Regions from separate parts of the Homo sapiens genome. Here regions 2, 3, 4, 5 and 6 are each linked to region 1. A link is a contact called in ENCODE Hi-C or POLR2A ChIA-PET data. All regions are on one chromosome and are shown on one strand. The core of a region is the stretch at or near the end of the contact, and the rest is flanking DNA. Distances in the headings are between cores, read along the strand shown.

Evidence for each region. A loop is a pair of places that touch in the nucleus more often than their neighbours do. ChIA-PET counts read pairs that join two places held with the same protein, here RNA polymerase II (POLR2A). Pooled maps may share reads with other maps.
Region 2: a loop to region 1 is called in a pooled map, with 2.1 times the contacts of the local background. The contact joins the promoter of SH3BP5 here to the promoter of ANKRD28 in region 1. A Hi-C loop is called at or near these places in 5 of 37 single-sample maps with no recorded cell type and 5 of 50 pooled maps. POLR2A ChIA-PET finds 5 or more read pairs at or near these places in 1 of 52 experiments (activated CD4-positive, alpha-beta T cell).
Region 3: a pooled map shows a loop between it and region 1 (7-fold over the local background). The contact joins the enhancer-like site here to the promoter of ANKRD28 in region 1. A Hi-C loop is called at or near these places in 21 of 37 single-sample maps with no recorded cell type and 10 of 50 pooled maps. POLR2A ChIA-PET finds 5 or more read pairs at or near these places in 3 of 52 experiments (GM12878, T-cell and activated T-cell).
Region 4: a map of naive thymus-derived CD4-positive, alpha-beta T cell shows a loop between it and region 1 (4-fold over the local background). The contact joins the promoter of METTL6 here to the promoter of ANKRD28 in region 1. A Hi-C loop is called at or near these places in 2 of 168 maps with a recorded cell type or tissue (chondrocyte and naive thymus-derived CD4-positive, alpha-beta T cell) and 11 of 50 pooled maps. POLR2A ChIA-PET finds 5 or more read pairs at or near these places in 1 of 52 experiments (activated T-cell).
Region 5: a pooled map shows a loop between it and region 1 (6-fold over the local background). The contact joins the enhancer-like site here to the promoter of ANKRD28 in region 1. A Hi-C loop is called at or near these places in 1 of 50 pooled maps. POLR2A ChIA-PET finds 5 or more read pairs at or near these places in 3 of 52 experiments (activated CD4-positive, alpha-beta T cell, activated CD8-positive, alpha-beta memory T cell and activated T-cell).
Region 6: a loop to region 1 is called in a map with no recorded cell type, with 9 times the contacts of the local background. The contact joins the enhancer-like site here to the promoter of ANKRD28 in region 1. A Hi-C loop is called at or near these places in 4 of 37 single-sample maps with no recorded cell type and 5 of 50 pooled maps.

The regions. Positions count from the first base shown.
Region 1 is chr3:15,796,625-15,800,730 of GRCh38, reverse strand. It overlaps ANKRD28 (ankyrin repeat domain 28), which reads left to right and starts at 2,752. Exons shown (of 28, transcript NM_001349278.2): 1 at 2,752-4,106.
Region 2 is chr3:15,329,986-15,334,202 of GRCh38, reverse strand. SH3BP5 (SH3 domain binding protein 5) reads left to right here and starts at 1,617. Exons shown (of 9, transcript NM_004844.5): 1 at 1,617-1,932; 2 at 3,637-3,699. The coding sequence starts at 1,795. RefSeq lists silencers at 1,509-1,908, 1,989-2,048.
Region 3 is chr3:15,359,198-15,362,965 of GRCh38, reverse strand. No RefSeq gene overlaps it. Among named protein-coding and RNA genes, the nearest start is that of SH3BP5, 28 kb to the right of the region's middle. RefSeq lists a silencer at 387-446. Within about 2 kb of position 1,250, at least 11 of the 41 ENCODE cell types and tissues checked have a DNase peak (open chromatin) inside an H3K27ac peak, as active enhancers do; they include GM12878, where a contact is called at or near this core.
Region 4 is chr3:15,425,654-15,429,449 of GRCh38, reverse strand. It overlaps METTL6 (methyltransferase 6, tRNA N3-cytidine), which reads left to right and starts at 1,906. Exons shown (of 6, transcript NM_152396.4): 1 at 1,906-2,048; 2 at 2,815-3,163. The coding sequence starts at 2,939. EAF1 (ELL associated factor 1) reads right to left here and starts at 1,852. Exons shown (of 6, transcript NM_033083.7): 1 at 1,568-1,852. The coding sequence starts at 1,670. RefSeq lists an enhancer at 1,496-1,775 and a silencer at 1,772-1,935.
Region 5 is chr3:15,533,559-15,537,225 of GRCh38, reverse strand. No RefSeq gene overlaps it. Among named protein-coding and RNA genes, the nearest start is that of COLQ, 14 kb to the right of the region's middle. Within about 2 kb of position 1,290, at least 2 of the 41 ENCODE cell types and tissues checked have a DNase peak (open chromatin) inside an H3K27ac peak, as active enhancers do.
Region 6 is chr3:15,382,650-15,386,527 of GRCh38, reverse strand. It overlaps a transcript of METTL6 not described here. Among named protein-coding and RNA genes, the nearest start is that of METTL6, 43 kb to the left of the region's middle. RefSeq lists enhancers at 1,839-1,888, 2,009-2,108. Within about 2 kb of position 1,532, at least 4 of the 41 ENCODE cell types and tissues checked have a DNase peak (open chromatin) inside an H3K27ac peak, as active enhancers do.

The sequences.
Region 1 (4,106 bases), core at 1,503-4,002:
AATGGAAGAACCTGTAGTCTTTCTTGCCTAAGTTTACTGCTCCCTCTCCCCAATTAACACTTAGTATGTGCTTGTCTAGTTACTAGAGTCTAAAATGAGCTTTTAGCAGACTCTCAAGAGATCACTGAAAAGTGTGGGGACTTGGCAACTGAATGGGATCTCCAGACATTAATCTGAATTACCTCACTTGTACTGGGTCAAGAGGAGGAGGAGTTTAATAGCCTTTGATCCACTCACTGGCTTCACAAGGGATATCATTCAGCTATCCCAAATATCCATAACAGTAAGGTTATCTTGTTTAGATTTCACAACACTATGAAGTAAATTCTGTTAATGTCATTTAATAGATGTTAAAATGAGCACAGAGAGGTTACTAAATAAGTGAGTAGCCCAGGATCCCAGAATTAGGTTAGTGGGAAGCCTGGATTAGAACTTCAGGCAATTTGACCACAAAATAGCCTACATTCTCAAGCACTGTACTGTTACTCTATTTCTCTTAGACAAAAATCTTTGCAGGTTATTTTTTTCTTATATAAGTGTCAAGAAATTTAGGCTTAGGGAATTTAAGTGGTTTGTCCAAGGACACAGCTAGGAAATGATGGAAGCAGAATTGAACTTCAGGTGGGCTGACTCCTGAGCCCTTAGTTTTAACCATCACCCCATACCTTTGTTTTATATCCTGTCAACTTCTGAAATTTTAATTGTTCACTTATTAGAGATATGAAACTCACTTTGTTGCACCTTAATGCCACCTATATTTTCTGGTTAAAATATATGTATACCAACACACCCCCACTATTCTTGTTTATAAATCTCCACCCTTCCAGAGTCTCGTGACGACAGAATTCATTTCAATGAAATTATTTATAGGTGGAAGAAAGTGGAAGGAGACAATATGTATGAACACAGTCCCTACCTTCAAGGAGTTTGTTTTCTGGTTGGGAAAGACCTAAGTGTGGAGGTTGACTTAGAACAAGAAACAGGATGTACCTGCTTAAGTCTAAGTAGGTGAACTTAGGTACTAGATACTTTGGAACAAGTTAAGATTGTTAAGATAAAAAGAGATTTTGCTTTGTGGGCTTGGGAACCCTGAAGATGAAATATAGGATATTGTTACTATAGTTGTTTCACTTTCAGATATTTCAAATATTAAGATTTTTTGATTCAGCTATGTGGAGATGGATAACATAATTGATGTATGTTCAATATTTACATACCTTTAATTTGGCATAAAAGTATTTTATATATTTTAAAATATAACTAATGAATTGTTAGCATGTTTTAATTGGTACAAATATGTTAGAGTTATTGCTTCTTCCATAGATTGATACATTTTATAGCTTTCAATGGTTCTTGTTTTAAATTCTGACATTCTTATATTTGTATCATGCTGGGATTTTTTGTTTTTTTTTTCCTTTTTATGGTTTTAAGACTTGCTTTGAAGTACCCATTTAAAAATAACTCGTTTTAGAATATAGCAATAAATAGTATATTCCTTTGTTACCTAAACTTTTCACAACCTTTATAGGTTACCTGTTTGTTAAGATCACTTTTATAAGCTAGTATTACAGGTTGCAAAGATCTGGAGATGAGTGGAGAGAAGAGAGTGTGTCTGTATGTGTGTGTACTCAGTGATAGCAGAATAGATTAGAAAGAGTATGTGTTTAAAATAACACACAACTTTATTAATTTATACAACTTTGGGTAAAATACATCATTTCTGAGTCTGTTTTTCCCTCTATAATGGGAATACAGCAAGGTTATTGTATTAAATGAGAATGTACAGCACATAGCATATCACAGATGTTCAAAAGTAACTATTATGTTTATTATTGTTTATTAATAAAAATGCTAGTTAATATGAAGAACACAGATTGAAGGGGGACCATGGTATTTTCTTTGTAAGTTTTCTCTTGAGAAATATCCCCCATGTTGGGTAAACAGAGAAAGAAGAAAAAAAACGATGAAATGATTGGCTTTGACATTTATTTATGGCTTTGGGAAATTTATAGGGAGGGAGATTATTTGTATTACCCTGTGCCCTTTTGACATAGGTAATTCAGGACGAAGGACATTTTTTTTTTCATGTACCTCTTTAACAGATTTTTAAGGCTTTATTCCCTATCCAAATGGGAAGGTAGGATTATTTTATTTCTTCAGTGAAAAATCAAATGATTTATATAATTTTAGAGTTAGGATTTCTACATTATGAAATTTTTGCTTTTCCCTTTAAAATATGAATCAATGATTGATTAAATTCACCAATTTAGAAATTGTTAGACAATCTTAAATTTCATTTGTTTAAGCTTTGCATTCTAGAAAATAAAATACACCTGGCAGATTAAAACTGATCTTGGTAAAAATATGAATAAAACAATTTCATGGTTTTTATAATCTAATAAAATATTTCTCCATCTTTAAACCTTTTTTATGAGTCCATTGCAGGCATATTCTTACTGCAACTGTCATTATAGGGTTAAACATTTGCTTTATTGTAACACACGAAAGCAGTTAAGCCGTTTGGAATTGTTTACTTGCTAAAACCACTGTTAGTCAGCAGAGGCAGTACACCAGATTTCCTTGTGGCTTTTAGTGGAAAATGTTAAAAGCGCACTCATTTTTCAGTTATAGAATTTTTTAGTTTGATTTGGATTAGTCACAGAACTGGCATGAACCTTCTAATTGTGAAGGCTGTCCAAATGCACTATTTTTTTCTCCTGCTAGAGGAAGTTACATCCCGAGAAGTAGCTCAGATCTCTGGTAAGTGTAACATGTGAGCATTACTAGGCATTTCATCCTGTGGGTCTGCAGTCTTTGCTCTTCAGACTGTTGCTCCGTTGGAATGCTTCTGTGGGACTGATACTGAGGTTCTATAGATATTTTTTAAGGACCTACTCATTTGGGGATGTCAGTGGTGTTTTGCAAGATCATCTGAGGAACAGGAAAGCATTTGAAATCTGAAAAGGATAACTGTGGCGGTTTTCACAGTGGAAGGAAACTATATTGGCAAAGAGGCAGATGACTGAATAAAGTAGTTGGCTCAAAGAAGATGCACAGTCTGCTATTTTTTTCTCTGAATGAAGACTGTTTAATGGAAGCTGTATTCATGTGGAGATCAAAGGAAACACTGGAATGATACACTACTATGTTTTTCCCCCCCCTTTTTTTTTTTAAAGAAAACAAAAAGCCTGAAGCAGTAATTTGAGCTCAAATGCCTTCTAATTCCTTCACAGCCTGCTTGTTCTACTAGGATTCTCCACTAACACCATTTCTGCCTGGTGCCTGTGCCCTTTTGCTGGAGCAGCCACAGACAACTGCCTGATGGAGAAAGAATGAACGCTCTGCCTTGCTTATGCTATCGATGGGAATAAAGCTAACTGTGTTTCTTCTATTATATGGGAAACCTGGATTAATCAAGCTGTATTCTAGTACCAAGAGTCGTATTGTCTCTTGTGGTCTGACTCATCACATGTAAACGTACTGCAGCTTTGCTATTAATGCAGAGTGGTTTTTTTTTTTTTGTTTTTGTTTTTTGCCCCTTTCCCAAACACTGAAAGAATTGTTAACCTCTGAGCTTCATTTTCAGGATTTGTGCTGAGCTCTAGATCTTTTTTCTGTGAATAGTATCTGCATTAAACCAGTGATGAAGAAATGAAGACAAATTAGAAGTGGAAACAGAATAGTGAGATTTTATTTTTTATTTTCAATTATAAGCAAAACAGCTACTGGTAACTATATGACCTTGCAGGCAAGAGTGGGTATCGCTGTGATCATCTCTGTCACAGCAGTTGTTTCTCATTTCATTCTATATTGTGTGGTGTTGTGTCACCAAAAACAATGATTGTTTTGTGCAAGTAAATTTCAGAGATAGAGCAATAAGACTATTTTGGTAGAGGAAAAATATTTTTAAATGAGCTTGGACTCAGTTTTAGTTATTGACATGTTGGTGTGAAATTTCTTCTTAAGTATTGCAGTAATCCAACAGAAATAATAGAATTTCGTTATATTTAGGAAGTTACAAATTATGTAGTCATAATTTTAAACTTGTTTTTCCAGTAGTACTTATTAACTTTAAAAAAAAAAAAAACCCAGCTGTGCTGTTCAGA
Region 2 (4,217 bases), core at 368-2,867, 470 kb after region 1:
GAGCAGTTGGCCTATGTCTCATAGATGTATTTTGCTCTTGACCTAAGCTTAAGCAGGAATGTAGTTTGGAGTTTGCCATTTAGAATGGAGAGGATAGGGTTCTGCTAGCTGAGAAGCATTTATCATAGTCAGGGCTGACCCCAGAGTTCTGTTTATTTCAAACTCTGTCTCTCAGTTCATTCAGAGCTAGGATGTACCTGCAAAGTTGGAGGCTCAATTCCAAGCCACCAGAGAAGGTTGGTGGCTCCTGTGTTCCAAAGTGACCCCTATGGCTATCTTGTTCCTGGCTTCATCTATCATTGGAAAACCAAAAGCAACTATGTCTTTAGCAAGGAGCTTTGAAGCACCTCTCACAGAATTGCTGACTCATCCTTGATTTAAAGAGCAATGAACAGGTCTGACCTTTTTAGAAACAAACCATGGCACTACCTCCAGGAGACAGGACAAATTTCCTTTGACAGTGGACTACAGTGCCAGCGTGTATGGGGTGGTGCCTTGCCCAAGGAGTAACCCTCTAGCCTAGTTTCTGATAAAACCACCAGGAGCAGGACTATTTATTCATTTGAGAAGGGGTCTGGCTGTATTGTCCAGGCTGGTGTTGAACTCCTGGCCTCAAGTGATCCTTGTGTCCTGGCATCTCAAAGAGCTGGGATTACAGATACGAGCCACCACGTTGTGCCAGACCCAGGTTTTGTAAGGTGGCTTTGATGATAGGTTCTCAGAAAGAAGCTCCTTTCTCAAGCAAATTTGTCCTCCAAACTCAGAGCCGATGGGCTACAGGCCTCCGTGTAGGACATGTGCACGTTCTGCATTTCTCAAGGCAAGGAGACGTGAGCAGCCATGTGCTCATCTGCTTTGCCAAGGTCATCCTTTGCGTTCCCCTGACATCACAGTGGCCCTGACATTTCATAAAAGCACACACACGTGCCTCTTCAGTTTGGCCTTTTCGGATGCTGTGTCTGCCAGGCCAACTCTGTCTCCCTACTTGTTGATGGTGGGCAGAAAGTCTCACTAATTCATAAATTCTTGGCCAGAGTGTGCCCATCAACAGGGGTTACACTTGCCACCTCCTTAAATCCCAGCTCAATGCATTCTCCATGCTCCTGGCTATTCAGGTAGGACCGCCGCACCTCTGTGTTTCGGTATGGGGCTCGCCCAGAGAGGCCGCAGCCTTCGGCAATGCATCAGTGCACGGAACCTCCGCCATTCCCAAGGTTCGCTCAAGAGGATGAGTGTGCTTTGGGTATAGGGTTTCGGCAAGTCTTGGTCCTGAGGGCCAGGGTCACTGAGCGTAGGCTTCAGAAGGCGACTTCAGTGTGAAAACACCCACGCCTCCCTACCACACAAACAACGAGCCTCGGAGGAGGGCTGGAGGAGGGGACTCCCGAAAGCGGGAGGCTTGCGTTACGTAGTTGAGATATATCCGAGCTGCTAAGTTACAAGGGGGTGGGGGCTGTCCTATTTTGCCACCTTGGAGATGTGGAGGGAGCTGGGGTTTTGCGACGGAGACCTGGATAGCTGGGACTGGCGGCGGAACGCGAGGCCGGGGCGGGACGGGGGCGGAGCGGGCGCTGCGCTGACTGCCGCGGCAGAAAGGGGGCGGCCGCGCCCATTTCCTCTGCTCCGCCGCGGCCGGAGGTATCCGCATCGGCGAGCTGCGTCTCCCGGGTGTCGGCCCCGGCGGCTCCCCGACCGTGCCCGGCTGTGGCGAGGCGGCTCCAGCCCAGCCTGTGGCAGCCGCGACCCCCGGGGCGCTCCGGAGCCCACTGCGCGGCGCGCGTGCCGGCTGCCTGCATGGACGCGGCACTGAAGCGGAGCCGCTCGGAGGAGCCAGCCGAAATCCTGCCGCCTGCCCGGGACGAGGAGGAGGAGGAGGAAGAGGGGATGGAGCAGGGGCTGGAGGAGGAAGAAGAGGTGGATCCCCGGATCCAGGTAGGGCGCGCGGGGTCGCCCCGCATCCGGGCTTCGCGAGGGCTGCTACGGAGGTCGGTGTCTACGCGTACAGCCACTTCGCAGCCCCCAGTAACTGTGGTCCGGGGACTGGCGGCCACATAGGGTGGCAGGAGACGGTCTGTATGCTCCGTTTCATCGTCTCCACAATGAGGAGGCTACAGTGCCCGCGTGGATGCGGCCTGACTCTATTGCGGGGAGTCCCCCGCCGACCCGTAGCAGGATCGGGGTCGGTGCAGCGTGCCTGGTGGTTCGGGTGGATGTGCAACAAAGGGAAAAAGGGGGCGGGGGCGCCATGGTATCCTCGGGGGTACCCCTGCCCGGCCGCGGCACCGCGGGCATGGCACGGCGTCCAGGCTCTGCGAGGAGGTGTCGCCCGCGTGGGCGCCGGGCACCGTGGGCGGGTGGGCGTTGCCCTGCAGCGCGGGCTGGCACCGGTGCCCCGGGTGCAGAGTCCTCACTTGCCAAGGTGCCCGGCCTGAGCCGTTTTCCTTCTCTGATTGATTGTTAGCGAACTGAGCGGCTTATTGTCATCACTGGCTCAACGTTCTGCCTGGCTTGAAATTGCTTAAAACCCTGCTTTTCCTTGTTGTGAGGTTGGGCATGAAAAGAAATCGGGGACAACTGATGCGCAAAGCTGACGCGTGGAGGCGGCGAGGGGATTGGGCTGGCTGGCTGTGCCTCCATTTCCAAGAGAGATGATTAAAAAACAATTTCCAAGCCGAGATCTAGGAGTGACAGTTTCACCTCTTCACCCCTAAGCAAAAAGCAGAGCAAATCCCTTTCTAAGGCCCGTTTTTTTTCTACCTTTTCAATAAATCATTTTTTTAAAAAAATTGCTTTTAAGCATGCTCTGTAATTTCTGGATACCTAATTGGTTTTTTAGTGCACAGATCAATTTAAAAGCTCACTTAACTCAGTGGTTGGGGTTTAAATGAATTGTTTTGTCAGCTTAGCAAGATAAAGATCAGGTGGAAAAAAAATCCTTGCATTAGGAATGCTATTAATTAAAGTAATTGGTTTGGAATAAATCGTGTGTTACTGGTATGGGATTATGTTAGCAAGATCCTTTGTTTGCATAGTAATGATGAGTTAAGTTCATGTTGGATACTTTTTTTACAAAATGTCAGTTTGTAAATGTTTATTGAAAGGAATGGGATTAAAGCTAGTTTAAAACGTCCAGCTAAGTAGGTTGAATAATTGGCAGTGTGAAAAGATTTTCACCCTTTACAGAAAAATAATTCTGGTGAGTTAATACCAGAATTCTGCCCTTGATGATTTCACTGGGTTTATATTTTTGGCTTGGCCTTGCTTATTGTCTTTTATTGTTTTCTAAGCAAAGTTCTTGCTCAAGGCAGATGGTACTGTTTTGATTAGGCCATTAAACCATTTGTAACAGGTGGGGTTTACCTGAAGGCATGTACCTGGAATAGTTGACCTCTGACAAATTCCAAATGTCTCTGAAGACATTGTCAAAAGGGACACCCTCAAGAAAATGGTTTCAGAAATGCCGACATTCATTTGCTTTTCTAGTCAAGCCTCAACTGTTTGCCGTAAGAATTAATTCTGATTCTTCCCTTTTCCTGCAAATTGGGCTGGGGTAATTTTTCAGGTTATGGACTGAGTTATATTGGAAACAAAAGACGGATCCCTTAAGTCTTTTTTTCTCCCTCTTTTCTTCACCAGGGAGAACTGGAGAAGTTAAATCAGTCCACGGATGATATCAACAGACGGGAGACTGAACTTGAGGTACAGAGAGCTGAGTTCCTGTTCTTGGTGAAGTGATGTCACTCACACCGGCACAAGGCTGGTTAATTTTGTCTTCATAGCTGGAGTGTTATTGCTGGACCCCCCTCCTTGGGAGTTGAGCAACAGCTCCCTGACAGAATAAAATACACCACTGAGCTCAACCTGTGGGCGGAACGCATGTGGATCCAATTGCACATGTTGTTTTTCATTATGGAAGCTCCATGGGGCCTAAACCAAGTCTGTGCAGAGCGTTACACAACGCTTAAGCCCCAAGTTTTAATGTGACTGAAAGGACAGGGGAAAATTAGCCGAACTCTTTAATGGAGAATAATGAATGAGCTCACAAAATCTCTTACATATTCAGGGCAGTTCCTGCCATTTGTCCTGGAGAGTGTTGTGTTGTTTCCTCTGACTTCGACCATTTCTTGACTTTCCTGTCCTAATAACTCACCCCCCGCCTCCTTCTGCTTCCCTGCTCATTTCTTTATTGTCTGCTAGTGCATAGAATATAATTATAA
Region 3 (3,768 bases), core at 1-2,500, 440 kb after region 1:
TCCAGCATTCTAGCCCTTGGATTAGAAAGGGCTAGAAAGCACTGGGATGTTCTTAAACACCACCTTTCTAGCCCTATGCCCTTGGTCAAATTAGTTTAAATGCTCGGTTTCTCCTCTGTAAAATGAGGACAGTAACAGCACTCATCTCACGTGGTTGTTGTGAGAATGAAATCAGTTACCGCATGTAAACCTTCAGCAGTGCCCTGCTCTCTGCCATGGCGTGTTTATGGAATGTTAATAGCATGAGGCGGGAGGCGGACAACCTCAGGCGAACCTGCTAGAGGGCACCCCCTTGTGTATGACTCTGATCACTGTGGTTTCTTTTCTCTGGGTCTGAGTCAGACACAGAGATTTCTGTTAAAAAGTAGCAATAGGAGGCTGGGCACAGCGGCTCACACCTGTAATCCCAGCACTTTGGGAGGCCAAGGCGGGCGGATCACCTGAGGTCAGGAGTTCAAGACCAACCTGGCCAACATGGAGAAACCCTGTCTCTACTAAAAATACAAAAATTAGTCAGGTGTGATGTCAGGCGTGTGGAATCTCAGCTACTCGGGAGGCTGAGGCAGGAGAATTGCTTGAACCTGGGAGGCGGAGGTTACAGTGAGCTAAGATCACGCCACCGCATTCCAGCCTAGGTGACAGAGTGAGATGCTGTTTCAAAAAAAAAAAGTCAAAGGATCCCTTTAAAGTCTATTCCTATCTAAAATTTTGTAGATGTCTTAGTTCGGTTAGCCCAAAAGTGGACCCTGAGGCAAAGGATTTTGGGCAAATCATCTATTTAAGAAATGATTCTAGGAGGCAGAGTAAGGAAGTGAGACAGGGAAGAGAGAAAAGCCACATAGGGCACATTGCCGAGCAGGATACCTCAGAGGACAACTGGGCCGCAGTCCTGTGAAGGCCCCTCTGAGAGACTGTGCAGCGGTGAGGAGGCTGGCGGGTGGACTCACCAGCTCCTAGCCCTCATCTGTTGAGGCTGTCCTGGGGTGTTACCTCCCAGCAATTCTGGCCAGTCCTGTGTGTGGGCTCAGAGGAGCCCTCAGGCATTGAAACACAGGCACGTGAGGGAAGAAGCCAGCAGGGACAGCAATTGTCTTCCAAAGCTGCATCTGACAGTGCACTGACACAGTTCGCTTCAGTGGGGGATGGCTGAGCTAAACACGGCTGTCAATAATAAGCAAAAGAGACATGAAACGTTAGTTTTGACTTAATTTGATTAAAAACGTAACTGAAAGAGGTTTGACCCCAGCCTGGGTCTTTCAACTTCTCCTTCCTCCCCATACCTACTAATCACAGTCTGACTTTCACCGGGTGATTCCTTTAGCAATTTATATGTGGTTTCATCTTTAAGGATGTGCTTATGAGAAGCTCCAGCCACCCACGCTTCAAAGTTCACATATGATTAATGGGTAAACTTTTCAGTGGTTTGAGGAAGGTAGTCAGAAGATACTCATTATTTTAGTATCTGCTCATTAGCAAGGAAAATTGGCTTCCTAAAGTGTTTCTGTCTTTTTTTTTTTCCTGTTATTTAAACAAATAGCATGACTTGTAATGCAAAATCTTAGGACCGTGGGATGTTAGATTCATCTGGTTAGAGTTCAGTATAAAGTAGAGCTGTAAGAGCTTGCATTTTGTTAAATAAATGAATGACTGTCTTGTTAAATTCCATAAAAAGCAGTTACCTCTGTTCAGTTTTCCAGGTGAGAGTGTGCATGCTGGTCAGCAAGTTTATGATCATTACTTTTAAAAACATTTTATGGTAAAGAAAATGAAATACAGAATGCCACATTTGTATCTACACTATGAGTACATAATGTATAAATTATGTAAGTTTATAGACAAGAACAGGAAGGTAAAATGAGGAAATGAGTACTTTTGCCAACACAGTCAATTTTCTTTTAAAAACAAGGAGGAAAGAGAGATGAGCAGTATCCTTAAAATCAATCCCAGTGTGACATGGAACTTTCAGGGTGTTTTTTATTAACCTTGGCAACTTTTCTAGGCTCAGATCAAGTTACTGAGGAATTTCCCCAGATTTTCTACCACTCATTTTTGTTTTCTCTAAAAGTAGGCTGAAAAATTGAGACTGCCAAGAAAAGCACAGTGCATAAGAATGAACCTCAAAAACAATATGCTAAAGTGAAAGAAGCCACAAAAGACCACATATTGTATGATCTAATTTATATGAAATTTCTAGAAAAGACAAAACTATAGATATAGAAAGCAGATCAGGAGTTACCTAGTGGTGGCTGAGAGCAGGGATAGAATACAAATGGCACAAGGAAAGTTTTTAGGGCAATGAAATTGTCTTAAACAGAAATGTGGTGATGGTTGCATGACAATAAATTTAGTAAAACTCACCAAACTGGATTTTATGATATATACATTATACAATAAATCTGTTTAAAAGAGAGACTGAGGCTGCGTGTGGTGGCTGACACCTGTAATCCCAGCACTTTGGGAGGCTGAGGCAGGCGGATCACTTGAGATTAGGAGTTTGAGACCAGCCTGGCCAACATGGTGAAACCCTATCTCTACTAAAATACAAAAATTAGCTGGGCATGGTGTTGTGTACCTGTAACCCCAGCTACTCAGGAGGCTGAGGCACGAGAATTGCTTGAACCAAGGAGGCGGAGGTTGCAGTGAGCTGAGATCACACCATTGCACTCCAGCCTGGTGACAGAGTGAGACTCCATCTAAAAAAAAAAAAAAAAAAGGGCCGAGCACGGTGACTCATGCCTGTAATCCCAGCACTTTGGGATTACAAAAAAAAAAATGGCCTCCTGATGTTTCTTCCAACAAATTGTCTTCCTGAGTACTTACTATATAGACAAATAGCAGCAGCACTGTCCAACAGAAATACAATGGGAGCCACAGATACACTTTTTTCTTTCCAGAGATGAGGTCTTGCTCTATTGCCCAGGCTGGAGTGCAGTGGTGTGATCATAGCTTACCATAACCTCAAACTCCTGGGCTTAAGGGGTCTTCCCACTTTAGCCTCCTAAGTAACTGGGACTCAGGTGCATGCCATCATGCCCCTAAATTTTTTATTTATTTTTATTTTGTAGAGACAGGGTCTTGCTGTGTTGCCCAGGCTGAAGTGCAGCTTGCACCATCATGGCTCATTGCAGTGTTGACCTCCCAGGATCAAGTGATCCTTCTGGCTCAGCCTCCCGAAGTGCTCATATTACAGGTGGCCACTGTGCCCAGCCAAAACAAATTTTTTTTAATTAAAAAAATTGTAGACCAGGTGTGTGGCTCACGCCTGTAATCTCAGCACTTTGGGAGGCTGAGGCAGGTGGATCACTTGAGGTCAGGAGTTTGAGACCAGCCTGGCCATTGTGGTGAAACCCCATCTCTACTAAAAATACAGATATTAGGCAGGTGTGGTGGCATGCGCCTGTAATCCCAGCACTTTGGGAGGCTGAGGCTTGAGGATCACTTGAGGCCAGGAATTCTGAGACCCACCTGGCCAATGTGGTGAAACCCTGTCTCTACCAAAAAATACAAAAATTAGCTGAGCGTGGTGGCATGCGCCTGTAGTCCCAGCTGCTCGAGAGGCTGAGGCAGGAGAATCACTTGAACTTGGAGGTTGCAGTGAGCTGAGATCGCGCCACTGCACTCCAGCCTGGGTGAGAGAGTGAGACTCTCTCAAAAAAAAAAAGAAAGAAAGAAAAAGAAAAAAAGAAACAAAGGTATCTGTTGAATTCTGTTCTGTAAATGCACACTCAACGCTGATCCTTACCTTTTTTAAGAATTAATTTTTCACGG
Region 4 (3,796 bases), core at 657-3,156, 370 kb after region 1:
TATGAAAGGCCACAGCATCATCAAAAGCTGATTTCATTCCGCATAGAAACTGTCAAAATTAGGATTTGCCATACTCAAGTTCCATAGCTGTTTTTTGTTTTTTTTTTTTTTTAATAGTGATGGGGTCTCACTATGCTGCCCAGGCTGGTCTCAAACTCCTGGGCTCAAGCTATCTGTCGACCTCGGCCTCCCAAAGTACTGGGATTATAGTGTCAGCCACCACTCTCAGCCAGTTCCACAGCTTTAACAAAGACACTTCGTAGATGTTCATAGCAGACAACTGAACTGTATCTCCGCAAGTTATCCTGCTCGTGTTTCTAAACTGCAGTTAGAATACAACATAATAGCCATCTTAATTCACATTCACACCTGCCTCAAACTGCAGGACAGGTGCACACATGAACTATATGATTTAAATTCCACATTGCCCTTCACCAAAAGAAAACATCAACTTAGTAAACTCTTCAGGAAATGATGTTCTTATCTTATTCCCATCTCTTCTCTCTGAAAGAGCTGGATCTGCTGTCAGTAGGAAGCATAGCAATGGCATGGCAAGTGACTACACAAAGATGGGATTTCATTATCTAAAACGCCCTCTTCACATGTGTTGAGTCACATCTATTAGGTCCTCTGACAAAAACAAGTCTTAACAACAGCGTTAGCACCACGGAAACCAGAAGTTCATGAATCACGGAGGGATGCTCTGTCAGCCAATTCCTAACTGCCAAACCTTCACCCAGGACATAGGGTGGAAGTGCACTCTCTCAACAGCGTCTATAATTATGTAGAAAAAGGTCCGGCATAATGACTATTTGGACATTCCTTACGCCTGCTCTCTTCTGCTTCCAAACGTAGACCAATCTTTAACCTATCCCAGGCTCACGAACTCTGATTTGACTCTTTACCCACAAGGAACTTGGTCTGGAGGAAAAGCCCGGGTGGTATAGGTGACCTCAAAAGACATCCAAGTCAAATGAAGCACAGAAAGGAGATGGAAGAAGACTCTGATGAGGCGCAGAGAGGATGCCAATTCTTTGGCTGTAGAGGGGACAAAGCACAGTATTTGGGAGTCCAGGACCAAGTCGGAGGAGAAAAGCAGGGAAGAGAATGGGTTCTAAGGCAGTGGATGAGGCTCATAACAAACAAGAAGCGTCTTTTAAATGTGGAGAACCCTGATGGGAGCATCGGAAAGGAGGGGAGGGGTTTCGAGGGAGAAGTGGACCCGGATAAGAGGGGGGAGGTTTGCCTTGGGGGAGGGAGGTTTGCCTTAGGGGCGAGGTTGGGGGCGGGGAGGGATGGAAATGGAAAGAGGCCAAAGACCTTTGGAACTAGTGTTTGAGACTGTGAGGTAGAAGAATAGTAGGGAGTGACGAAGATTTGGGAGAAATAATCTGGGTAAAAGAAGGGACAAATCGATGTCCCAAAGGATTTGGGGTTCGAGAGAAAGTAACTGACGCTGGCAGGGGGTTCCCTGGAATCTGAAGGGCCGAGGGAAGAAAGGAAGGAGTCAAGGTTGATATGTGGCGGCTGGAGCGGCCGAAGGGAACCGTGGGGAGCGCTGACTTACAACGAATAGTGTGGAAGGAGGCCCGCGGCCGCTTCTCGAAGCTCTCCCCGAGCCTCAGGCAATGTTCCTCGCGGTCCAGCAGCGGGTTTGCGGTCCCATTCATGGCCCCGCACCTGCCTCGCACCCAGATCGGCGCTCTCCCGGTGCAGCCGCGATCCGAGCTTCTGGCGCTGGCGTCTGGGAGGACTGTGCTTCCGGGCCACCGCTCTGGAAGACAAGGAGAGCCGAGCCGGCACCCACCCGGGTCCAGAAGCAAGTTCTCTCCTCTGCGTGGGGGTGAGAGAGGAATCTGAGGAGGCAAGGCCGTGGGACTTCCGGCGTCGGGTAGGAACTTCCGGGTTCCTAGCGGAAGTGGCGGGGGCGGTGCCATGGCAAAAGAACTCCCGGATAATCCGAATTCGTGGTCCTCAGAATTGGTTTAGGGTTGTTTCGCGGTTCTTCCCGTATTCTGCCTCCGAGGCCCAGTGGGGCTGGCTGTGGGGTGAGTGCGCCTGGCCCTAGCCCTGCAGGTGAATTTAGGAACTGATGACGGTGAGCCCTGAGCGTGGCTGACTAAATTAACGCGGGTCGGCTAGCCATCATGGACGCCCTCCTCAGGGTCTAGGGGCCCATGCAGCCTAGTCTATCCTGAGGGTCCTGAGATGGATCCTCGGGACCTCAGCCACGCGTCATTGGGTCTCTTTCTCCACTTTGCCCGGTGATGGCGGTGCGAGGGTCTCAGTCCCTGCAAAGTGACGCTCCCTCTGGTTCCTATGACAGCCTCTTGTGAGTGTGATCAGGAAATGAGCCCACCCAGGCTTAGCTTCATTTCCCCCGAAAAAACGGAGGTCCGACCCTTGGGAAACGATGACCTCACTTGTATCTGACAATTGACCACCCGCTTCCAGCTAAGGCCATTGTGGTTTTTAAGTCACCCCTTTCGCGGGCACCGAAAATTGAGGAATATTTTCTTCGCAAGGTTTCCCAGTCAGTTCTTGAGAGCGTCCTTTTTCGTAAACTAAATCGATTTATTGTAATAGTTGACTCATCTGGTTTGAATAAAAGTATGGTGCATGAGATAGTCTGGCCACTGAAATGAATGTAAGCCCACTGAAGGTAGGGACTGTGTGTTTGTCTTCTTTGTGACCTCTCATATAGCGGGAAGGATTTTTTTTTGTACAGTCTGCATCTCATAAACATTTGGTGAATTGAACCTGGCGTCTTGAACTGTAACCACTAACCAGAATCTAATTCTTTTCTCTGCGAAGCCCCCTGTGCTGTTTGAGGCGTGAAACTCACCTCAGGAAATGTATCTGATCCATTAGCGTGGATTCATATTATTTGGTGATGGAGAATCTTCAGCTGTGTTAAGTGTTACCGTCAGTTTCAGAGATGGCTTCTTTGCAAAGGAAAGGGCTGCAGGCAAGGATTCTCACCTCTGAAGAAGAGGAGAAACTGAAAAGAGACCAAACTTTGGTGTCTGATTTTAAACAGCAGAAATTGGAACAAGAGGCTCAGAAAAATTGGGATCTTTTTTACAAAAGAAATAGCACTAATTTCTTCAAAGACAGACACTGGACCACCAGAGAGTTTGAGGAGCTAAGATCATGTAGAGAGGTAAGCTAATATTACGCCTTATCTGAGCTGTTCTTCATTTAAAATGTGAAGAGGGTGCCATGGCTCATGCCTGTAATCCCAGTACTTGGGGAGGCCAAGGCAGGCGGATCACGAAGTCAAGAGATCGAGACCATCCTGGCCAACATGATGAAACCCCGTCTTTACTAAAAATACAAAAATTAGCTGGGTGTGGTGGTGCTCGCCTGTAGTCCCAGCTACTTGGAAGGCTGAGGCAGGAGAATCGCTTGAACCCGGGAGGCGGAGATAGCAGTGAGCCGAGATTGTGCCACTGCACTCCAGCCTGGTGACAGAACGAGACTCTGTCTCAAAAGAAAAAAAAATGTGAAGAGGTGTGCTGTATTGCATTCCTAGGGAGAGTGCGAAGTAGAGAATTTAAGAAGCCTATCAAAATGCTTTGCGTTTTAGGAGAGAAATATACTGTTTGGTCTTAACACCAAAGTTTTAGCAGTTTCTGGTTTGGTTAACATATAGGAGAGAGAACTTTAGTGGGTGTTTTCTATTTCTTTAAGCTGATCTGATAGTTGTAAACATTATATATTAAATTCAAGAGCCAGGTCTGGTGGCTATTGCCAGCTACTCCAGAGGCTGAGGCAGGCGGCTTGTGCCTGTGAA
Region 5 (3,667 bases), core at 41-2,540, 260 kb after region 1:
CTTTGAGTTTGTGAAGTTCCTAAGTCAAGTACTTTGCAGATTCAAACTGATAGGAAAGGGGAGAAATGTAATGGAAAGTTGGAGCACGTAAGAAAATCCAAAAAAAAGTAATGAGATATGCTTTTAAGTTGGCCTCAATTCAAAATGTGTTTTTGAATTTGCAAACCACAGGGCTTCCTCCAAGGCGTCAGTTCTCAGAATTTGTGTACCAATAAAGTGAAAGGCAGTTATAAACAAAAATCTAAAAGAAAAAATAGGTTATATATGCTTTTAGGGTGGATATATTTAATGGAAGGGGAAGAACATAGGAAGGAGATAAGAGACCAGAAGAACATAGCCACAAAACATAATATTCCAGGGAAGTTGTAAGTTTGTCCAAATTACCCTGCTGAAAATGGCCACCTGGATAAATGTGCCCCAATAATTCAATCACTGTAGGTGCATTCATTTCACTCAATTAACCCTTATACCAGTGATTCTCGCAGTGTGGCCCATGGACGAGCAGCAGGAGCATCATCTGGAAACATAAGAAATGGAAATCCGCACCCAACTCCCAAGACTTTCTGAGTTAGAAACTTGAAAATCTTTGTTTTAAAACATTCTCTGAGTGACCTGATGCATGCTAAGATTTGACCTCTCTGCTTACCCACTGGGTGATATGTTTTTAGTTGTAGGTGTCTAAGAAGAAAAATTGGCCCATTTTTCTTCTATGCAGGTGTACATGGATGTTTGGCCTCATTCCTGAGGCACAGGATGGTCAAAAGGATAGGGAAGTGGAGTTTCGGTGTAAGTTTGTTCTGGGCCACGATGGCATACAAAAGCAAGTGTGCTGGGCTAGGATAAAGACTGTGTGCCCCTACAAATTCGGGGAGCTGGCAGAGAGGATGCTAGGATTCATTTGCATAACGAACTAGGGAGCCTTATGAGAAGGAAGTCACTCTAAGGAAGGAGAACCTTGGTGTACACAAGTTTGACTCAAGAAAAGCAGATGAATGGGAGAAAGTGATGGTTTTGAAATATGTCTACAGATTCATTGGTACTCCTTCCTTCAAGTGGTGAAGCTTAATTCTCTCCTTGAGTGTGGCCTGGACGCCTGGAGGCATTTTCCTTTATATTCCTCTTGGATCGCTTGCTCTTGGGTAAGCCATTTGACATGTCCTGAAGACAGTCATGAAGCCCTATAAAGAAGTCCAGGTTTCTGAAATCCTCCAGCCCCAGCTAACTCTTCAGGTAACTGCAGAGACTGAGCTCATTGCATCCTCCTGCAGCCTGACTCATATTGCCTGTCTCCACCCTCTGCTGCCTCTCCCCACCCACACTTGCACTGGAGCCCTCAGTTTCAGTCTGTATTACATTTTAACATGCTTTTTAAAGATCACTTTATAAGAGGTTTGGGATTTTTTGTGGGACAAATGGTAAAAATCAAGTGAGATGTAAGATTTTATTCAAAGGGGATAACTCAATTAGGAGAGTGCTTTGGCTTGACCCTTGTATTGTGGCAAAAGTTGGAAGATCTGAATTTTTGGTGCTTTGAAGAAGGATTAGGGATATAAGATACCAATGAGACAAGAAATAAGAAGTACTGATAACTAGTTTATTGAAAGTTTGGGGCTCTTAAAAGAGCTTTATCACATCTCCCTTTCCCAGATTTTGGGTTATAGTTTAAGCAGGAATCATAGCTTTCGCTGTTCGTTTCAGCTATTAACCAGATATCTCATTTTCAAGCGTTAGAAAGTCCAGCCGTGTCTATATCAAAACTTCTCATTCAATTCAAATAGCAAGGGAGGTCTCTACCTAAAGAGAGGTACTGGCTGTCTCTATGTGCCTGATAATAGGTAGCCTAAAACCTGATCCATTTCCTGTGCCTGGCACAGTGACGCCCCCCACCAGCACAGGAGTAGGGAAGATGTCCTTAATGCATCTGCTCCATAGCGGCCTTCTTTCTCCTTAGGCTAGGGCAGGGCTAAAGGGAGCCATGAGCACTCCTCCCTCCTCCCCTCTCTTCCCCAGGGCTCCATCAGCAAGTTGCCATGTGTATTCGAGTCCAAACATTCCCATAGTGGGCTAAGGGGGAAACTTTCCACATGACCATTCCTTTGATTCTCACAAACCCAGGAACTCCAGTTTGCAAATGAGGAAGCAAAAACTCAGACAGGTTTAACAACTTGCCCATGATCATATAGCTGGGAAATAAATGGACTTAAATTCAGGTCCTTCTGACCCCAGAGATGTGTGCTTTCTTCCACAGCTGAAACCAGTTAAGCTGGGTGTTACGGGCTGAAATGTGTCTTCTCCAAATTCATGTGTTGAAGCCCTAACCTCTAGTACTTCAGGTATGACTGTATCTGGAGATTGGGTCTTTAAGAAGTGGTTAGGATAGGCCGGGCGCAGTGGCTCACACCTGTAATCCCAGCACTTTGGGAGGCCAAGGCAAATGGATCATGAAGTCAGGAGTTCGAGACCAGCCTGACCAATATGGTGAAATCCCGTCTCTACTAAAAATACAAAGAAAATTATCCGGGAGTGGTGGCGCATGCCTGTAATCCCATCTACTCAGGAGGCTGATGCAGGAGAATCGCTTGAACCTGGGAGGCGGAGGTTGCAGTGAGCTGAGATAACACCACTGCACTCCAGCCTGGGCGACAGAACAAGACTCCGTCTCAAAAAAAAAAAAAAAAAAAAAAAGTGGTTAGGATAAAATAAGATCATGAGAGTGGGCCCCAATCCAATCCAATTGGTGTCCTTATAAGAGGAGGCAATTTGGACACATGAGGCACCAGGAATGTGTACACACAGGTAAGACCACTCGATGACACAGCAAGAATGTGACCATCTGCAAGCCAAAGAGAGAAGTCAGAGAAGAAACCAACTCTGTCTGCATGTTGATCTTGGACTTCTGGCCCCCTGAACTGTGAGAAATAAATTTCTGTCGTTTAAGCTGCCCAGCAGGGGGTACTTTTTATTATGGCAGCCCTAGCAAACTAATACACTTGGCTAATGCATTTTCCAGGCAGTGTGTGGAGAATCACAGGCTGTCATTGGGGTTATGTCATCATGTCAGCATCTTCCCATCTGAAGACTATTTTTTTCAAGGATCAATGACCTGGCACTTCCTGAAGCCAGAGCTGAGGAGAGCTGGTTCTTTTGTCCCAGGCTAGGTGACATCCCTGATATGGGAGATGTCTGGCATATTGTGGAGAGAGACTGGGGGAGGCAGGTGGGCATCAAGGCACTCACCCAGCTGCCGGCTCACACAGAGGGCCCTGGAACCTCACATTCCTGGGCCAGACTTGTGCAAGGTGCCTTCCATGTGTCATTCCATTTAAAGCAAAGGCCCGTGGGGCTGCAAACCCATGATTCTCTTGGCAAGAACCACATCTGTTCTGAGACTTTATAAAGGGAAACTTGATCCAGGCTGAATTAGCTTTTTTTTTTTTTTTTTTTTTGAGACGGAGTCTCACTCTGTCACCCAGTCTGGAGTACAATGGATCACTGCAACCCCTGCCTCCCAGGCTCAAGCAATTCTCCTGCCTTAGCCTCCCAAGTAGCTGGGATTATAGGCGCCCACCACCATGCCCAGCTAATTTTTGTATTTTTAGTAGAGATGGGGTTTCACCATGTTGGCCAGGCTGGTTTCGAACTCCTGATCTCAAATGATCCGCCTGCT
Region 6 (3,878 bases), core at 283-2,782, 410 kb after region 1:
AACCTCAAGTCAAGGGCTGAAAAGGGCACTTGGATCTCTCAAGTCACCCACTTGGCCCTCTTCCAAGTGGACTTTGCTTCCTTTCATTCCTGCTCTAAAACTTTTTAATAAACTCTCATTCCTGCTCTAAAAGTTGTCTCAATCTCTCCCTCTGCCTTAAACCTGCTTCTGCCCCTTGGCTGAATTCTGTCCTCCAAGGAAGCAGGCATCTAGTTGCTGCAGCCCCATGTGGCTTTGCTGCTGGTAACAATTATATGCTAGCTATAATGCATTAGCATGCTAAAAGACACTCCCACCAGCACCATGACAATTTACAAATGCCATGGCAGTGCCTGGAAGTTACCCTACATATTCTAAAAAGGGGAGGAACCCTCAGTTCTGGAAATTGCCCACCCTTTGCCAGAAAACTCATGAATAATCCACCCCATATGTAGCATATAAGCAAGAAATAACCATAAGTTTACTCATAGAGCAGCCCATGCCTCTGCTCTGCCTATGGAGGAGCCATTCTTTTGTTTCTTTTCTTCTCTAATAAACTTGCTTTCACTTTGCAGACTTGTCCCAAATTCTTTTCTCGTGCAAGGTCCAAGAACCCTCTCCTGGGGTCTGGATTGGGATCCCTTTCTGGTAACACTACAATTCTAAGAGCTCTTTTTTATTGGTTCACCTACAGGAATAAACTGAGGCAAAATTAATGTAAGCAGAGAGTTTATTTGGGCCAAATTTGAGGGCTACAGCCCAGGAGACACAGATTCAAGTTAAGTTGCCCTGAATATATGCTGTGATTAGCAGCACTTACAAGTGGATTTTTTGGTTTTTGTTTTTGTTTTTTTGGAGACAGGGTCTTGTTATGTTGACCAGGCTGGTCTTGAACTCTTGGCTTCAAGCAGTCAACAAGTGGGGTTTTTTTGTTCGTTCGTTTGTTTGTTTTAGATGGAATCTTGCTCTGTCACCCAGGCTGGAGTGCAGTGGCACAATCTTGGCTCACTGCAACCTCTGCCTCCCGAGTTCAAGCAATTCTCCTGCCTCAGCCTCCCTAGTAGCTGGAATTACAGGCGTGCACCACCACGCGCAGCTATGTTTTGTATTTTTAGTAGAGACAGGTTTTCCCCATGTTGGCCAGGCTGGTCTCAAACTCCTGACCTCAGATGATCCGCCCACCTCGGCCTCCCAAAGCGCTGAGATTACAGGTGTGAGCCACTGCGCCTGGCCAACAAGTGGGTTTTTAAAGGAAAAAAGAAGGGGCAGTTCCTAAATTGAACATAAGCTACTAATTGGCATATGTTGTTCTTTGTATCACAAATTCCAGGAACATGAAGATAATGGGTGAGGGTCATATTGTGCAACTTGTGATAGCATTTTGGGTAATTTATCAGCCAGTCTGGAAACTACATGGAAGGAAAGAAAGAACAAAATGCCTTTAAACAATTGTTCCTAGGCATGATTCTCTGGGGAGGGGTGGGTGTGACTGAAGATTCATTCTCTGAAGATTGTGTCTCTCTGGACCTGATAAATTTTGCATACCACACATTTTTCAGACTTCTCTGAGCTACTTCTCTTTCTCACTTCAGTGTTCATTTTAAAAATAGTAACCCATTATTTCACAGATGCAATGTGTTATTTCTCTAAAGCATGCATTTCAGTAGAGAAGGGGTCTCTAAGAGGGGCAGTAATTGTCCCCCAAGGGGGCAAAAATTGGTTCTTTGGGGATTGACAAGAGAATGTTTTATATAACAGTGATCTGTGGCCTTCAAAAACTCAACCCTATCCAACAAAATCATATTCATTCTTCTAGAGTTGAAGTGTCTTTGCCTGGGCTGGAGTGCAGTGGCGTGATCACAGCTCACCTCAGCCTGGAACTCCTGGGCTCAAGTGATCCTCCTACCTCAGTCTCCCGAGTAGCTGAGGCTACAGGTGTGTGCCATCACACCCAACTAATTTTTTTTTCTTACAGAGAGATGGTCTCGCTATGTTGCCCAGGCTGGTCCTGAACTCCTGGCCTAAAGCGATCCTCCTGCCTCGGCCCCCCAAAGTGCTGAAATTACAGGTGTGAGCAACTGCACCCAACTTCTTGTCCATTAATATTTAATTTCTCTCTGCATAGTCTCGTTTTCTCTATTTTTTTCTTTATTTCCTGTTTTGGTCTCTATCTTTATTAGGAGCTTTTCTCAGATGTGTGGTGACCCTTGGTTTTCCATTCATATTTTTTTTTAATGCGGAGCTTAAAAGCTGCTTGGAAGCTCTGAGCACATGAGGTGGAGTTGTCAACATGGGCTTCATTTTATTTATTGGTTTTTACTTATTTTGTTTTCTTTTATCTCTTTTTTGTTTCTTTTTCAGGTCTCAAACAAAAGTCTGGAACCTGGGATTCTTTGTAGGATATCTGGCTGTGCTTTTGTATTATATGAACCACAGAAAATAATCTTCCAGTATGATATTGTTTTCAGTATAGTACCTCAACCCTAATTTTGCCTGGTAACCCTTTATCCAGAGACCTTTTGTTTTCAACTTACAGTCTTATTCTGGGGTGGGGGATGTACAGTCTGGCTGTGTGGACTTGCAGGAGAGATTTAGGGTTCTAACTTCTTCTTACTGACTTCCAACCAATTCTCCTGTATTCAGTCTTATACACACCCCCACTTATACTAGACGTAGCTGGTACTACCAAAGCCTGGTCACAAAACTCTATGGGAGTCTCAATGCAAGTTGAGTTGCTTCTTGACTTTCATCCCTGCTGGCTTAAGACTCAGCTTCACAAGCCTGCTAAGTCAGTTGCTATTTATCCTGTTTTCTAGCCCTTCAAAATTTTAAATGAAAATTTACATTTTTAATTGACAAATAATATATATATGGGATAAATATGATGTTTTGATAGTAATAGATGTATACATTGTGGAATGATTATATGAAGCTAATTAGCATATCACACTCCTCACATACTTCTTTTTCTTTGTATTGAGAACATGTAAAATCTATTCTTGGCCAAGCATGGTGGCTCACACCTGTAATTCCAACACTTTGAGAGGCCAAGGCAGGAAGATTGCTTGAGCCCAGGAATTCAGGGGTTCCAGACACCAGCCTGGGCAACATAGCAATACCCTGTCTCTAATAAAAAAAAAAAAAAGTAAAAATAAATGTGTAATTTAAAAAATTCATTATTGTTATTATTTTTACAATTTTGAAACTGTAGGGGCCAGGAACAAACTTCCCCTTTGCCCTCTGAAGAATAACTAAAAAATCACTCACCAAATGCAGATTAATAGGAGAAATGGAATAAAAACTTAGTAATTGTTTTCCTTGGTGGATCCCTTAGGTCTTTATGTAGATAGGGAAAAGGTTTCTTCTAGCATCTGTTGATTGCTAAGGACATTTAATTCAAAATACTCATTATACCAGGGAGCCATATCTGGGGGTAAAATTCCAGATGCTCCTTCAAAGTATACATTATTATTGACTATGGTCACCATGTACAGTAGATCTCAAAAACGTATTCCCCCTGGCTAACTGAAATGTGTGCCCTTTGGTCAACATCTCCCCTACTCCTCTCCTCCCCCAGCCTCTGGTAACCACCATTCTACTTTCTGCTGCTGTGAGTTCAACTTTTTAAAATTCCACGTATAAGTGAAATCATGTGGTATTTGTCTTTCTGAATCTGGCTTATTTCACTTAGCATAATATCTTCCAGGTTCACCCATGTTGTTGCAAATGATAGAATGTCCTTGTTTCTAATGTTCTCCCAAATTTAATCAGTTGTATGGGGTTTATGTGATAAAAATATCCTTTTGCTGTCATTTTCGTGGGGTTTCCAGAAGGATCCTAACTAGGTACACATGCTTAGTCTGTCTTTTTTTTTTTTTTTTTTTTGAAGCAAGTCTCCC